2 separate regions of the Homo sapiens genome follow, and region 2 is linked to region 1. Evidence: chromatin loops called from intact Hi-C (ENCODE). Cell type or tissue: mammary epithelial cell. All regions are shown on one strand. Links, peaks and the distances in the headings refer to the core of each region. The heading gives the core; the rest is flanking DNA.

Region 1 (2,801 bases), core at 12-2,511:
GAGCTGGGGTCGGTAGAAGGTCAGAGAGGATGCCCGGCACTCCCAGGAGGTGACAGGTGGCCACAGGAGTGGGAGGGGGAAACGGAAGAGGACTTGCTCACTCAAGTGTCAGCAGATCCGAGGGCCTGCCAGGGGCATGAGCAGGAGCCTGGCGGACCCCCCCGCAGACTGCTGCCCTCAAGAGATGCAGGGCCAGGGGTGAGGAGGAGGCAGGGAGGCTACTCACCCTTGCTTTGCAGGATGAGAAAAGCTGCGGAGAAGGAAGAGGGCAGCTCTACCTGGGATGATGGCCAGGAAGGCAGTGCAGAGGCGGTGGCGTTGACCTGGTGGGGAAATGATCATTCTCCTGGCCAACCCGTGCCCCTCTCTGTCCTAAATGCTTTTCACACTCTGCCCCTGGGAGGCTGGTGTTATTAGCATCCCCACTTAACAATGGCTGGAGAACCCTGGTGGCAGGGGTCAGTGACTTGCTCAAGGTCACATGGCTAGTCTTGAACCCTGGCAAGGGGGCTACAGGGCCTGGCTCTTGACCCCAGCTGCCTCGGAGCACAGAGGACCCCCAGGCAGGGGACAGCAAGAGCAAGCCCATGGGGCTGAGAAGGGGTGGCTTTCGGAGGACAGGCTTTTCGCTCACTTTTGCTTTTTGCCTAAAAGCGGAGGGAAGAGCAAGCTGGAGGTGAGCAGACTCAGTTGAGTCCCCACCATGTGAGCTCCCGACTGTGCAACTCCACCTCTCCAAGCCTCAGTCTTCCAGTCTATAAGATGGGGCTAAGATTCCCGCCTTGAAGCTTATGAAGACAAAACCCAATGCCTGGTGTATACCAGGTACTCAGGAAAGTGGGTTCCTGTCCCCCCTCACACCCCTGGGGAGGTCAGGGACAGAGTCTGGAAAGGTCTGTTAGTCCAGGCCACCTTGTATACAGAGAGCAGGCTTGTCACTGGCCAGAGGCATCCTCCAGAGAAGGAAATTCTTTGAACCTCCAGATGCTGATGGCACGGGGGTGACGGCGGTGATGAGGAGAATGGGGATGAGTATGAAGGCGGTGACGAAGAGGGTAATTCTGGTGACTAAGTTCTGGTCACTCCCTGACATTCAGGCAGGCCAGGACAGGCTTGGCTAAGCACTGAGCATAGCTCTGAGAGGCGGGAGGTGGTGAGTGAGTGTCAGCACCCAGCTAACTCTGCTATGGGGATGATGCACCTGTCACTCTGTCACCTGACCGTGCCCCACCCTCGGGTCATGGCCTTGATAATTCCCTCTGTCCCCGCTTTTGCTGCTCTGACGGAGCACATCCTGTGGGATTGGCTGCCCAGGAGGCCACATTTCCTAGAAGGGGAGACACCTCCCTGAGGTCACACAACAAAGCTCGAGCAGGACAGGAACCCAGGGGTCCTGACTCTCTTGGGTTGTCCCTACCAGTCCCACCTCCTCCATGGAGTTCAGAGGTTGGACAGGAAGTCTGCAGTGAACCAATCCGTAGGCTGATTCCAGCTGAGCCCCTACTTTGTGTTGGCACCAGGAAGGGCCTGGAATTTGTCAAGACAGGGCCATCAGAGGATGCCCCTGTGAGCCATCCAGGAGGCAGAGGAGGGAGCAGGGTCAGCCTGCCAGGCTGGGGAAGGGCATTCCTAGAGGAAGGGAAGGCGAAGGCCAAGGGGTAGCAGGGACGGGCAAGGTATGGAGGTCTAGACGGAAGTAGAGGCTGCTGGGAGGCTGCTCCGAAGCTGCTCCTTGAGCTGGGTACAGGTGCCCACAGGGCTAGGGCAGGGCCTGCACAAGGAGTGATGGGAGAGGTCAGCGGGTCAAGTGCCAGGAGCCTTAAATGCCAGACCAAAGCCTCTGGACTGTGTCTTGTAGACCACAGGGGTCCTAGCAGGTTTTTAGCAGAGGACAGAGCTCAGGGTCTTCCCAGATGGCAGGGATGTGCGTGACAGCTGGGGTAGGTGCAGGGCGGATGGTAAGACTCTAAGGCTCCCTGAGTTACGGTGACCAAGAGGCCTTGTGAGCGCGTAGCATCTTGTCCACGTGACTCTGTGTGGGGAGGGCTGGGAGATAGCAGGGTAATGGGCCCCTGGGCAGTAAGACCTCATTTTTTTGTTGTTGTTGTGTTTAAGACAGGGTCTCGCTCTGTCACCCAGGCTGTGCGGTGGTGTGATCACAGCTCACTGCAGCCTCATCCTCCCAGGCTCAAGCAAGCCTCTCACCTCACGCTCCCAAGTAGCTGGGACCACAGGCACACACCACCACACCCAGCTGATATTTTTATTTTTTGTAGAGACAGGGTCTTACTCTGTTGTCCAGGCTGGTGTCACACTCCTGGACTCAAGCAATTTACCCACCTCAGTCTCCCAAAGGGCTCGGATTAAAGGCATGAACCACTGCACCTGGACTCTTTAATTTTTTAAGTAAAAATTATTTATTTACTCTGGAGACAGGGTCTTGTTCTGTCCCCCAGACCGGAGTGCAGTGGTGCAATCATGGCTCACTACAGCCTCAACCTCCTCCTGTATAGCTGGACTACAGGCGCACGTTACCACACCTGGCTAATTTTTTTTTTTTTGAGACGATGTTTTGCTCTGTCGCCCAGGCTGGAGTGCAGTGGTGCAATCTCGGCTCACTGCAAGCTCCACCTCCCAGGTTCACGCCATTCTCCTGCCTCAGCCTCCCGAGTAGCTGGGATTACGGGCGCCCGCCACCATGCCCGGCTAATTTTTTGTATTTTTAGTAGAGACGGGGTTTCCCCGTGTTAGCCAGGATGGTCTCGATCTCCTGACCTCGTGATCCGCCCACCTCGGCCTCC
Region 2 (2,801 bases), core at 223-2,722, 110 kb before region 1:
TCTCCTGCCTCAGCCTCCTGAGTAGCTGGGACTACAGGCATGCACGACCACGCCCAGCTAATTTTTGTATTTTTAGTAGAGATGGGGTTTCGCCATGTTGGCCAGGATGGTCTCGATCTCTTGACCTCACAATCCGCCCACCTTGGCCTCCCAAAGTGGTGGGATTATAGGCGTGAGCCACCGCGCCTGGCCACTATCGAGGTCTTATAATCCTTGGCTCTATCTGCAAGAGCCACAGCCAGCCAGGGAGTCCTTCTGGCAGCAAACTGGCCTCTGGCTCTTGTGTGGCCCTGCACCTGCGGCCCTCGGCTGTGCTCACCCCGGTTGGACAGTGAATGAAGCATCATTCTCTGTTGCTGTCATGCATTCAAATCTCTTTCCCTAACAGGAGTTCACACTTTTCCAGGGGAGAAACTTGTCCTGTCCTCTCTTTCACCATGCTGGCACAGAGCCCTAGGATTCAGAGACCCAGCTGCAAGTTTGGCCTTTGGCCATTACAAGATCTGGGTCACTCTGGACAAGTTTCAGAGCCTATTCAAATTTTTTTCACATTTGTAAATGGGGATAATATATATACTCTGCCAGGTACTTGGGAGGTGAGAATGAGCTAACAGTGATGAAAAACACGTGGGAAAACTGTGAAATGCCACGCAAACATTCCTAACAAACAGCAACTGCATAAAGCGACATACGGACACCGCCTCCTGCCTCTGAACCCCAAGGCCCTGTGCCTCTGATCACAGAACTCCCCAGCACTGTCTCAGAGTTGTCTTTATGGCCCACCCCCAACCCCACAATCAAACACTGAATGCATATGGGGGGTGGTTCCCACCCTGCCCCCATCTGCCTGCCCCTCCACACCCTCTGGTGACACATGCCAGCACTATGAATTCCAGCCCTCGCAGATGGTACGTGGCACTAAGCCCTCTTCCAAGACTCAGCCCTCTCTTTGAGAACAGGAAGCACTAGTCACAGGGTTCACAGGCTAAACACACACTTATCTCCACTATCCCCCTCCTCGCCCTCCTAACGCCACTGAAATGAGAAGGAATGAGGGTGGGGTGGGGAGCAAACCTTCAAGGACAAGAGGAGTGGCAACAGCCAAGCGACATCAACAAAGCTCTGAACGCCACATGCCCACCGCTCCATGGTCACCGAGTGGCGGATGGTTGGGGGTGGGGGTGGGAGTCAGAGCCCTAGGAAAAATCAGCACTGCACATGCCAGGCAGCTCTGGTGGCTGTGGGTGAGGGTGCAGACGCAGAAGCTGGTTAAAAGTCTCCACGTGGAGCCACTGCATTACAAGTTTCAACAGAGGCTGAGACAGCTCTATCCTCAGAACACGGTCCAGCTGAGGGCAGTAATGGGACAACTTGGAGAAAATCCAAAGACTAAGCCTGAATACGAAGGGCGAGAGGTCCTCTCAGATCTCTGCCACGCTGTACCAGTCACTCAGCCTGTGCAGTGTTTTGAGGCAGGAGATGAAAAATTATTCTCTACAGAAACAGGTCCCAGAATTTAAAAAGGCTTCATTTGGTACCTGCCCCCCATGCTGCATACAAACAGCCAAGGAAACACCCCATGTTCCATCACCCAATCAGGAGGTCCAGCAATTTTTTTTTTTTCTGGGGCGGGTAGAGATGAGGTCGAGGTCTCGCTCAGTTGCCCAGGCTGGAGTGCAGTGGCACGATCACAGCTCACTGCAGCCTCAAACTCCTGGGCTCAAGCCATCCTCCCGCCTCAGCCTCCTGAGTTGCTGGTATTTTAAGCCCTTCTTATATATAAAAAATAGCCAAGGATACTGATATTTGAGGAGCGCTTCTAACAAGAAGGTCAAAGACCAAAGCGACCAAACAGAAGAAAGGAATTCAAGAGATAGAGACAATGTAGGGAACAGAAGAAAACTGCAATGACCATCCCCAGAGACCAAAAAACAATACTCTCTCACGTACCAAGAACAAGGCATCATAAAGAAAAAGAATGGAGAGAGCTACTGACATTCTAAAACATGATAAAGGAACTAAAACATTCAACAGAAAAGCTCAAAGGTAAGATTAAAAAAACAAACAATCAAAAACAAAAAACAAAACAAAACAAAGTTCATGGAAAACAGTACCAAAAAAGAGCCAGAAAATTATAAAGAAAATCTGAGGCTCAATCCAGAAGCGCGAGGTCCTACTAGCAGGAATTCCAGAAAGGGAGATTGGAAGAAAGTGGAGGGGAAGAAATGATCAAAGAAACATACAGAAAGACTTCCCAGAACCTTAAGGCAGGAGCATCCACACTGGAAGGGCCCGCCAGGTTGCCGAGCACAATGACTATCCCACCTCCTGTGAGATTTCAGGACACTGGGGATTAAGACAAGATCCTAAATGCAAAGAGGAGAGGGGGGGAAAAAAAGGCAAAAAAAAAAAAAAAAAAAAAAAGCACAAGCAGGTCACACACACATACAGGCACTAGGGATCAAATACAGCAGACTTTCCAGAAATTACATCAGAATCTAAGACAGTGAAGACATGCCTTCAAAATTCAAAGGGAGAAGGATTTCCAACTTAGGATTGTATTTCCCTTGAATACCAATCAAATACAACAATATACTAAAGATATTTTCAGATTCCACAAAATAGACCTCCCATGCACTCTCTTTCTCAGGAAGCTGCTGGAAGACGTGCTCCAACCAGGCAGGGAGAGCAAACCATGAACAAGGAGGAAACAGCCTCCACGGAACAGGTGACTCAGCACAGGAGAAGCGGTTTCCAGGCTTATGGTGAATGAAAGAGCCAGGGCAACAGCTGAGCAGCGG

What was found. Hi-C counts contacts between places; a loop is a spot of excess contacts. Peaks named below come from ENCODE experiments on the same cell type or tissue, not always from the same donor. Only the 100,000 strongest peaks of a DNase experiment are listed, where the experiment ranks them.
Region 2: it touches region 1 in a loop (3-fold over the local background); 8 of 110 quality-filtered maps call a loop at or near these places.

The regions. Positions count from the first base shown.
Region 1 is chr22:38,347,263-38,350,063 of GRCh38, forward strand. The region is part of intron 4 of TPTEP2-CSNK1E (TPTEP2-CSNK1E readthrough); the gene reads right to left. It also overlaps the pseudogene TPTEP2. Among named protein-coding and RNA genes, the nearest start is that of CSNK1E, 31 kb to the left of the region's middle. RefSeq lists enhancers at 1-735, 950-1,109. In mammary epithelial cell, for the core only: no CTCF peak of the experiment used is centred there; a DNase peak (open chromatin) is centred at 1,089; H3K27ac peaks cover 1,316 bases.
Region 2 is chr22:38,238,332-38,241,132 of GRCh38, forward strand. The region is part of intron 3 of TMEM184B (transmembrane protein 184B); the gene reads right to left. Among named protein-coding and RNA genes, the nearest start is that of TMEM184B-AS1, 8.4 kb to the left of the region's middle. In mammary epithelial cell, for the core only: a CTCF peak has its summit at 1,361 (motif pointing right); a DNase peak (open chromatin) is centred at 910; H3K27ac peaks cover 2,500 bases.